Regions from separate parts of the Homo sapiens genome. Here region 1 is linked to region 2. Evidence: chromatin loops called from intact Hi-C (ENCODE). Cell type or tissue: ovary. All regions are shown on one strand. Each heading gives the region's core, and the rest is flanking DNA. Links, peaks and the distances in the headings are about the cores only.

What was found. Hi-C counts contacts between places; a loop is a spot of excess contacts. Peaks named below come from ENCODE experiments on the same cell type or tissue, not always from the same donor. Only the 100,000 strongest peaks of a DNase experiment are listed, where the experiment ranks them.
Region 1: a loop joins it to region 2, with 2.3 times the contacts of the local background. A loop is called at or near these places in 1 of 110 quality-filtered maps.

The regions. Positions count from the first base shown.
Region 1 is chr12:106,764,204-106,769,583 of GRCh38, forward strand. All of the region lies in intron 1 of LOC100287944 (a long non-coding RNA gene), which reads right to left. Among named protein-coding and RNA genes, the nearest start is that of RIC8B, 7.8 kb to the right of the region's middle. In ovary, for the core only: no CTCF peak of the experiment used is centred there; DNase peaks (open chromatin) are centred at 718 and 2,348; H3K27ac peaks cover 1,301 bases.
Region 2 is chr12:106,412,634-106,418,013 of GRCh38, forward strand. The region is part of intron 12 of POLR3B (RNA polymerase III subunit B); the gene reads left to right. Among named protein-coding and RNA genes, the nearest start is that of POLR3B, 58 kb to the left of the region's middle. In ovary, for the core only: no CTCF peak of the experiment used is centred there; no DNase peak of the experiment used is centred there.

The DNA of each region.
Region 1 (5,380 bases), core at 58-5,057, 350 kb after region 2:
GTACCTATGTTCCCAATTGTTTTAAAACTTTCAACTTCAGAACTGGGAAAGATCTGAATAGGAAAAGGCAACAGCTGCTGTGAGCACATGACTCAAATGCACCTTCTTTCCCTCTGATAGCTCCCAGCCAGTCACCAGAATGGGAAATTTGGGCAAGGTTGGCAGCTGGGAGTGGGGCCAGTCACTTGTCAGGGGAAGAACAGAAGAATCTTGGCAATAAAGGGACCCTCCCCTCTTAGGGCTTTTTCTGAAAAGAACTCTGCCAGCTTGAAACTGGTTGAAGTCATGAAGAGCAGCCAGGATGGCTCACCCACATTGCAGGCCTGTGGTGTCCTCAGATTCCATCCTGCTGTGTCCTTTGTCAGGCCTCTAGTACACCCCAGCTCTGGGTAGAAAGAGAATTTGTGGCCCCTCTGAGACTGAAACCCAGGCACAGACCAACCCAAAATGTTTGCCATCGAGTAAGCCCAACCTAAATGGCAGTGGGGGGGCCAGGGGGAGTTGTGGAAACTGCCATGTGACCTTGAATGGTTCACCTCCCCACTCTGGACCTCAAGCAGTTGTGTTACATGATTATGACATTCCAACTTACAGTCTGCACTGATGGACCAGGGCTGGCAGATCTGGATGAGGAGGATGGACGGGCCGCTTAGGGAAAACAAAAAACGGAGTAGACTGGCAGCTGGGCAGTGATTCAGGCAGGGAGCCACAGGAGAGAAGGCACTGGCTCCACCAGCTGGTGCTATAACACAGAGTGAGGCTCATGAGTCCAACCCCCATCCTCCCTTACACAACTCTGGATAGTAGTGTTTGGCAATTTTCCTCTCTCTTCAAAACTGGCCTTAATATTTGCTTTAAAGTAAAGTCAAAATGTCTGAAGTGAATCTAGAGAAGGAAAGACAGCAAAAACAGTTATTTTGTCCCAACCTCTTGCACTGTTTAAAGGCAGACTTGCAAGATTAGAAAAAATTAAGGCTGGGCATGGTGGCTCACGCCTGTAATCCTAGCATTCTGGGAGGCTGAGGTGGGTAGATCACTTGAGCTTGAGCTCAGGAGTTTGAGACCAGCCTGGGCGACCAGGTGCCTCTACAAAAAATGCAACAATTAGCTAGGTGTGGTGGTGCATGCCTGTAGTCCCAGCTACTTGGGAGGCTGAGGTGGGAGGATGCAGTGAGCTAAGATTGCGCCACTACACTCCAGCTGGGGTGACAGTGATACCCTGTCTCAAAAAAAAAAAAAAAAAAAAAAAAAAAAACCAAAAAAGAAAAAAAAAGAATATAAATTAAATCCTAGGAAGAGGGATAGCATAAATACCCCCATTATTACAGTGGAAGAGACTTGGGGAAGGGTTGCCATAGGTCTTCTGAAGCCTAGGGGAAAGCTCTCTGAAGTCTAGTGAGAGCAGAGGCATAGAATTCAGACTCGGGCAAGAGCCTTAAGTATGCAAATCATCATCAATATAAGCTTTTAAAAAATTGGCCCATTTGCGACTTTGAAGTGAGGGAGAACTGAGGTCAAATTCTGGTTTCACCAAAGTTGTTGTAGAGGGGGCATTCCTGCTCTAAAGTAGGATTGGATGTCAGTGGCTCTCAACCCTGGCGCCATTAGAGTTCCCTGGTCAACTTTTTAAAAATACTGAGTATAAGCCAGGTGCAGTGGCTCACACCTGTAATCCCAGCACTTTGGGAGGCCGAGGTAGGAGGATCACTTGAGGCCAGGAGTTTGAGACCACCCTGGGCAATATAGTGAGACCCTATCCCTACAAAAAATTTAAAAATTAGCCAGTTGTGGTGACATGCACCTGCGGTCCTAGCTACTCAGGAGGCTAAAGTGGGAGGAACACTTGAGACCGGGTATTTGGGCTTACAGTGAGCTATGAATGGGCCACTGCACTTCAGGCTGGGTGACAGAGACCTGTCTCAATAAATTAGTAAAGATAAAAATACTGATGCATAGGTCCCACCCACAATAAATAATGACTTGGAATGTGACCCAGGCATCAGTATTTTTCTAAGCTCCCCAGGTGATTCAATATGCAGTCAAGGTTAAGAAACGTGATCCCTTCCACCCTCAAGTTCTAAACTTCAGGGACTACTATTCCCTGAACATGTGGCCCAGGTTTCTCTCTTGCAGTGTTGTCTGTCCAGAGTGGAGAACCATGCTCTGTGCAAGTAGTGACACTCCACAGTAACCTACACTGTGCATAGTTTTCCCTTAGCTGACAAACCTTTCCCTAAACTGCGCTGTTCTGTTCGCCCTTCAGCCACCCCCACCTCCCTACCACTTTGCTGCCTGCCCTTCTAACCTGGAACTTCTCTGCTTCAGTTCCTTGGCAGCCTCCCAAGCTAAGCCAGCTTGGACACAGTGCTTGGGGCTTCCTCTTGTTCCAAGGAGGTCAGAACCTTTTGTGCTTCACCAGCCTCCTCCCTGAAGCTCTTCCCCCAATCCCCCTCCTGTGTCTCAACCTCCCCCAACCCCGCCGCCGCCCTCTCACCCCCATATTTTGCTGCTGCTGGTGTAGGTGGGACGGAAGACGTGGGCCACAAGAGATGAAGAAAGAGCTGTTGCTAGGAAAGGAGTGTGGGTGAAGAGAATTGGTGGGCGGGAGAAATAGGACTCCCCAGTTATATGCCTCCCTTTCTCATCATAAATGCCTCAAGAGCTAAAAACCAGCTGTTTAAAATCTATTATGAAAAATAATGAGGTCTGACCGTGACAGCAGGGGTAAGAGAATCAGACTCAGAAAGAGCTGAAGTGCTGATATTTGGTATTTATAAGTCTCCTCCTAGAAAAGAAAAGCCTCTGAGTGAAGTTTAAAAGAGTGAATTCTTAAGGAACTATCAAACTGTGCCCGTGAGGGACGGTATCTAGAAGGTCTTGGCATATGCTACACCTCTCAGAAACAATAAACTGCAAGATGTCTTAAGAACCAAAATATAGTTGAGGCAGAAGGATGATCTTTAAATGAGAAGTCTGCAACACTCTTTCCTCCTCACCTCACACTCAGGGGCATATTTCTGAAATAGATCTGCCTTAATCCACGGAGTCTCCCATTTATTGGAGTCTTCTCTGTATCAGGCACATTAGACTCACCATGTCTGCTTCTCACAAGTTCCCTGCAATACCAGTGGCATAATCGCTTCTGTTTACAGGTGAAGAAATGGAGACTATGAGCAGCTTAATGCCTTGCTGATGGTTACAGTTTAAGTGGCAGAGCTGGGATCTGAAAATTACTCCAGGCACAGTGGCTCAGACCTACAATCACAGCACTTTGGGAGGCCAAGGTGGAAAGATCACTTGAGGCCAGGAGTTTAAGACCATGGCAACATAGTGAGACTCTGTCTCTCTCTATATATTAATTTTTAAAACACAATAAAAGAAATACTACTCCAGAGCCTGTCTGTGCTTTTTCTACTAAAGCACACTCTTCCTCCTTCCTACTTTTCTTCCCACCTTCCCACCCCTATCCTAACTTCCATTCCCCTCTCCTAAGCAGTTTTGCAGTTTTAAAAATCAACCTTGACTGTGGTAATAGAACCTACTGGGGTGGAAGAGAGTTTCAGAAGTTCTGGAAAATTTTTGTGCTCACGAACTGCAGGCAGTTTCTAAGCTGGGCACCAGATCTTCCCCTAAACCAGAGGTGGCATTCTGCTCACTGTAAATAAATAGCAGACTACCTTTCCCTCTGTCATTTCCCAACGTACAAACAAACCAGTGCATTATCTATGACTGAGATTTGGTTATTCTATAGAGAAACAGGAATAAAAGAAAATCAATAATAACGAAAAAAAAATACCAGGTCACAGAGGATTTTTATTACCAGGTCGAAAAAAAAAGCTCTGCAGGGGGGCGTGCAATGAGCCAAGCATTCACTGGAATGAAGTCACTGGGGTGGGGGAGGAGGGAGCACGGAGGAGACTGGCTACCTCTTGCTGTTAAGGTCACTACCCTTTGACAGAGGTGGCCTCTGACCTCAACAGCCCTACAATTCTGTTTTGACTGACCCTGAAACCCATGAAATTCAGATGTAGGCACTGCCCAAAAGTTGAGATAAAGCTGACTAATATGGGAAAAGCTCCCGGTATGTGCCCCCAGCTGAAAGGAGCTGGCAGTTCTTTGGCGGTAGACGCAATTTATTCTGTCCTCCTCCTTTCAGGGAAATGCTAATCCTTCATAGGCAACTCAAGGGGAAGACTAAAATGTGTTGATGATGAATGACAATAATCCTTTGTCCACCGCCACCTCCTCCTAGGGTTGAACCTTAAGAGTTTAATCAAATGTTGGTAAGTAAATTAATGCCTTACTGCAAAAGGAGGTGGTGGGAAGAAAGGTTGTGAGAATATATTTCCTCTGACATGTGAATCTCAATAAACTTAATTGCAAAGGCATTGATATGGGAAGGGGGTGCTGAAAGAGTGTTTTAGATTCCTATTTACACACACATACACATAACAGTCACTACCCGAAAACTGTCTTACAGCATGTCAGTGTTAAAATGTTAACTTTGAAGTCTAAAGACCAAAGCAGCACAATGGAATCACTTTGCTGTTGTTAAAAACAACAGCAGCAACAACAAAACTCATGCATTTGTGCATCCATAGGAACAGCAAGATGTTTAGCCCTGAATCTTCACATCTTTCTAAGGAAGGTTGCATTTTTCATTCCAGTTCAGCTAACATTTTAGTGGCTACTCCATGCCAGGTCCGCCTTGCTGGCCACTTTGACAGCCATCTCTTTTAACCCTTCCAACTGACTGCAAAGTAGGTATAATTATGCTCATTACAGTTGAGAAAAATCGGTGCTCAAAGACGGCAAGTGATTTATCCCTGTACACCCAGAGTTAAAATTCAAACTAGAGTCTTTCAGCTTCGGGTTTTCCTGTTAGATACAAAAAATTGGTTGCCAGAAGGGTTTCAAGGAATTTGACAAATGATCAGCTTCTGAGACTCACACAGTGAGTCAGGGCTAAAAACCAGGTTTTCCGATTCTCAGTCCGGGTTCTTTCACCACATTACAACATTGCCACCCAAAGCGCTGGGTTTTCCCAAGAGGTGTTTGGATGGGATTCCAAGTCAGCGAGATGCAAATAGGTCTGACCCACATTCCTGCTCTTGGGTAAATAAAAACTCCTAAAGGGCAGAGCCCATTTTGTGTGCTTAATCTAAGAGTCCCACTGTGGGTAGTCAATCAATATTAAACAACTAGAGGGACATCTGCCTAGGACTAACGGCATGGACTCAATTTAAGCAATCAGAATACAGTGAATATTACTGAGGAACCTCATAAAGGTGCTGAAAGGCTGAATCAAGTAAATTTTTAAGAGTTGGAAAAAAAACCTTTGAAGTCATCTAGTCCGACTCTAATTTTATGAGATAGAGAT
Region 2 (5,380 bases), core at 133-5,132:
GTTTATACAGTTGAGCCACATTATGCATATTTGCAAATTTGTCTACTTGCTAAAATGTATTTTCAACCTCCAAATCTGTACTCAGCGGCATTTTATTGGCCATTTGCAGGCATATGCAGAACTGCAAAAAATTTGAGTCACTACACATTCCTACTTGCAGTCTAACAAGGCAATGTTCTGCCTTCTTGTTTCAGCTCTCATACTGTAAACAAGTATCCTTTTTACTACTTTGATTTGCATTTCCCTAAAAACTGATTATGTTGAACATCTTTTTATGTGCCTATTGGTCATTTATACACCTTCTTTGAAGAAATGTCTATTCAAGTCCTTTGCCCATTTAAAAATTTTTTTTCTTGTTGTTGTTGAGTTGTAGGAGTTCTTGGTATATTCTGGATACATACATATATCAGATATATGATTTGCAATTATTTTCTCCCATTCTATAGGTTGTTTTTTCACTTTTTTGACAGTGTCTTTTGATGTACAACAGTTCTTAATTTTGAAAGAGTCCTATTTGTCTATTATTTTCTCCTGTTGCCAGTGCTTTTGGTGTCATATTCATGAATTATAACCAAATTCAGTGTCTTGATTTCCCCAATGTTTTCTTCTAAAAGTTTTATAGTTTTAGCTCTTAAGTTTAGGCCTTTAGAGTGAGAATTTTGTTAGATGTACAATTCTAGATTGATATTTATTATGTGTCACCATTTGGTGGTGGAGATATTTATTATCTCCCATCATTTACTAGTTTATTTGTTTGTTTTTATTTTTTTACTTTAGGCAAATATTTCACCTCCTTCTGCCTCAGGTTCCCTGTCTGTAAAAATGGGGTTCATGCCATGTACCTTATAGGATTGTTATGGGATTAGATGAATGATGTATACCGTACCTTGAATGGCACAGAACCATTGTAGTTCCTTCACAGGTGTTCTGTCTTATCTCTCTAGGTACTTTTAAGATATTCTTTTGGCTTTTGTTATTCTGCAGTTTTCTTTATGATATGCCTTGGTGTGAATTTCTTTTATTTTTTTTTTGCTTGGTATGTGCGTGTTCCTGCTACCCAAGGATTAATGTCTTTAATCAGTTCAGAAAAATTCTCAGCTATTATCTCTTCAAGTGTTGCCTATTCTCCCTTTTTTCTGTTCTCTTTTTTCTATTATCTTTGTTCCTTTACTGCATTCTGTGCGATTGTTTTTCTAATTTAGCTCTTAGTTCATTTTCTATTCAGCCATGTTCAGTAATTGAGTTTTTTGTTGTTTACTTTTATAGAAGTCTTTTTCACATATTTTTGGTAATTTATTGGTTTTGCATTTTATGATGAAAATTCTGAAACATTCAGAAGAGTTAGAAGAATGATTTTGTGGTCACTTTGATCATCTTATTTTGTGTGTTTTTTTTATTTCTTCATAGATTTACATAGCTTTTTTTAATTCCATATTTGATAACTGTATTTTAGCATCTAGAATCTAATATGCCATTAATTATCAGGTGGACCACTATTTTTATTTCCACTAAGAAATAAAACACATCACCAGTTAAATTATGACACAGTGCTAAGATGTATCCCATGTTCAGGATGGGATACAAAAGTAAAAAAAAAAAAAAAAAAAATTCCAATCAGTGAAATATAGTAATTCCAGTATCTAATGTTCTAAAGCTGCTGAGTTAGTTGTTTTTGATTACTCTTACTCAAGATAGATTGGTTCCTTGTGAGTTTAGTGATCTTTGTTTATGAACTCATATTTAATTGAGCTCTGATCCTGGGTGTTATTCTAGGGATACTTTCTTTTGGGGATATGTATTTTCTTTTTCAGGGAATAGTGCTGACCTGGAACTTCTAAGTCTTCTTACATGATTCTGAGGATTATGAGTTTCAAGTTCACATCCTTCATCTTGTCACTGAACTCTGATTTAGTCTCCAGGTCCCTAAGCTGATATCAGTATTTATTCTCAGGGCAACTCTGCCATTTGGGTTTGCTTATTGCTCCCTACTCCCTACCATGGCTTCACCTCATTTTTAATATGTTTTATCCAGAATCTAGTCATATTGTAGTAACCAGACTCCTCAGAGAATCCAACCCAGTATGCTGCAAGCAGCAGAGGTCCCTTCATTTTCACAGTAGACTTGAAGCTTCATGAGGACAGAGACTGTATCTTTCTTGTTCATCTTACTAAACTTAGCAACTAATAAGATGCCCCAGATATAATGTTCATCACATATTTGTTGTAGTAATGAATCAATTAATTACATGTTCTAAAATAGTTTACTTTAAAGCCCCCTTTGAATTCTGATATTCTTTCTTCATTTGCTGTCTTAATCAGTTAACAGTGCCATCTACCCATGCTGCTGAGCTACGAACCTCTATGTCACTCCAGACTCTTTCTGTTCCTTCACTCTACACATCAGGTTCATCAAATCATCAAATCCTGCCTGTGCCACTTCCTAAATATATCTCTAATTTACTTCCAGTGTAACTGTTAGAGCACAGGCCTTCAACTTCAGTGTAACCTCCTAACAAGTGTCTCTGTTCTTAGCTTCACCCCAACTCCATTCATCTTCCACAGTGCTAATAAAATTATTTCAACACACAAATATGATCTTCTCACTCTTGTACTTAGGCTATTTGAATGGCTCCCTCTGAAAGCAGTGAGGTCACTACAGTGAGATGTGATGTGGTTAATGGAAGATACCAAGTTAGGGAATGATGTGTCAGCCAAATCATCTTTTAGGAATTTAGAGTCTATGTTGTTGGTGACAATTCTACTTATGAGATCAGTCTTTGTGGTTGTCACAGAGGGATGATGGTATGGTTGATGGAAAGAGGATGCCAAGTTTCCTTAATAACTAAAGATATGGTAACTTAGGGATATGGGTGTATAAAGCACTAGCATGCTCCTAATTAGGGACACTACTTTCTGAGTCCCCTGGAATTTTCCCAGGAGATATGTATCTGTGAATGATACCACTGGCCTAGAATGAAATTTTGCAAAGCCCAAGACACTTCTTTTGTTATTCTGATGGTTATTCATTTATTTTACCAATTTAAACAAATATCTTTAATTTTTTTAAAAGTGTTATGATTTTTAAAAAGTAATGTTAGCAGTAAAAATAATAAATATTGTAAAATAGCAGAAGTCATTCTTAGTAAACATTTAAAAAAATAGCATAGCAAAAAGAATTTTAAACAAAAAGATTTGCAGTGAAAAGTGACCCACCTCTGACCCTCTTTTCCCTCTGACTCAGTTCCCCAGTTCTCCTTTCCAGAAAGTCACTTTTCCTATACTGTCCTCTATCCTTCCAGAGACACTCTATGCATATACAAATATCTTTATTAACTGGCAGTTTAAAGTTAAACCATTGGAAGCTCTTGCCCTGAAAACTATTCAGGACTCTGTGAATTTATGCTTAGTGGGGCTTCCTTGGGGATCATTGTCACAGGCAAGTTTGGAGTCAGGTTTTGCAAGTTCAGAAGAAGTTATATAAAGGTGTGGTTTGCTGTCATTAGTTTGAAACAGATTTTCAAAGCAGTTATGTCCGAGAATGTTATTTGACCATTACTGCCAAGCCCTTTGACTTAAGGGGGAATTTAATCAGTTAAATGTGTCTGTTGCTGCAGAAATTGACATATACCTGTTTGTGTATGTGCTTTTTAGTTATGAGAAATTGCATACACACCACTATATATAATGTGTGTGCATTAAGTCTCATAAAGCAAATACTTGTATATTCCCATTCAGTTTAAGAATGAACACAGCGTCAGTACATTTGAATCCTCCATGTGCCTTCTCTTGTTCTTGGCTGCCCCTCCCATCTGTCTGGAGGCTCTGGCCATGTGCCTGCCTATTCACTTGGTACAAAGCAATCCCAACACATTCCTGAGCATTCTCTGTGTGATTAAGTGAAGCACAGGTCCTTTTCCCAGGAGCATCCGCAGCAGACCTGAGCTTCAGATGTAGGTTTCAAAGTTTTTAAAGCATGAACTCTCAGTTGGAATCCCAATATTAAAACAGATAAAAGTTGAGCCTTTCTGGTTGAGGTGGGACAGAGGGGTTCTCTGCCTCCTTCCCCTTCCCCTGAAACTCCTCCATGGAATTCATAAGCACAGTTTCCTCTGTAGAAGGATGTTTAGATTCTTTCACAGAGCCTGCAGGGTCCTTGATGATCGTGCCCCTCTGTGCCTTTCCGGCCTCATCTCATGCCAAAGTGAGGCACTTACATCTTCTCAAACATACCATAATGCTCTTCTATCACTATTCCTTTGAGTTATGCCTTCTACCGAAGCTGCCCCTCCCTCATATCCCTTTCACCCTCTCTCTAAAGAGGAGCTCCTCCTTATTCATCTTTTGAGCCCTCTCTGAAACTGTGACCTCCTAGGTGCAGTTAGTTGCTCTGTCTTCCTTAGGCCAGTAACAGTTTATTCAAGTCTTTATTTGCATGCTAAATTAACATGTAATTCTTTACTTCCATGCTTCTTCCCCCTTTTAGATTGTAAGCTCATTGAGGAAAGGAACCATTTATATTCATCTCGTTATTTCCACATATGTGCAGGCCGATATTTGAATAAGGAGAAGTTGCTCTCATGCAGCCTTGCAAACTGCATTCCAGCAAGAGACACAACCAAGTTCACATCTCCTAAGGCACGAATGAATTTAGGGACTGGAGGAACTGATAGAGGGTCAGTGTGGCTGGAGTGAGTGAGGTGTCAGGATGGTAAGAAATGACACTGGAGACCCAGGTGGAGGCTGGATCATCTGGAGCCCTGTGTGCCATGGGAAGAGACTTGGCATTCTACATGCAGCAGAAGACCATTGAAGAGTTTTAGTCAGGGGAGTGACATGATCTGATTTTTAGTTTAGAAAGATCTGATGTGGAGATGAACAGGCGAAGAGTGGACCGGCTAGAAGCTGTAGCAGTTTTCTAGATGAGAGATAGTGCGGCTGGGATGATCACAGCAGATAGTACCACAACTAAAATTTAAAAACTAGAATTATGAAATTATAGTAACTTTAGGTTCTAGAAAAAAAAATTAGCATCAGGACTACTGAGGAAGCTCTGTTTGGTTAATGGCCACTACTTAGCAGTTTGGTTTTTGGCCACCTTCAGATTGACCATTGTGCAAGGAATTATGGGTATCCTCACCATCAATCCCATTTTTACTATTTTTTACTTCGGAAAAACCATGGTGTTAAATGAGTCCATTAAAAAAAAGTTGATTGTTTAGAGGAATAAGGAATGGAGTAAGGAGGGGGAAAGGAGAGCTGATCCTGTTGCTTAAAAAATTAGAATTAAAAAGAGGGTTCCCATGTGCAAGAAAACATAGCTTTATAAACAATGTAAAGACATAAAAGGTATTGTGTTAGCAAAAATGTGTAAAAACAATAG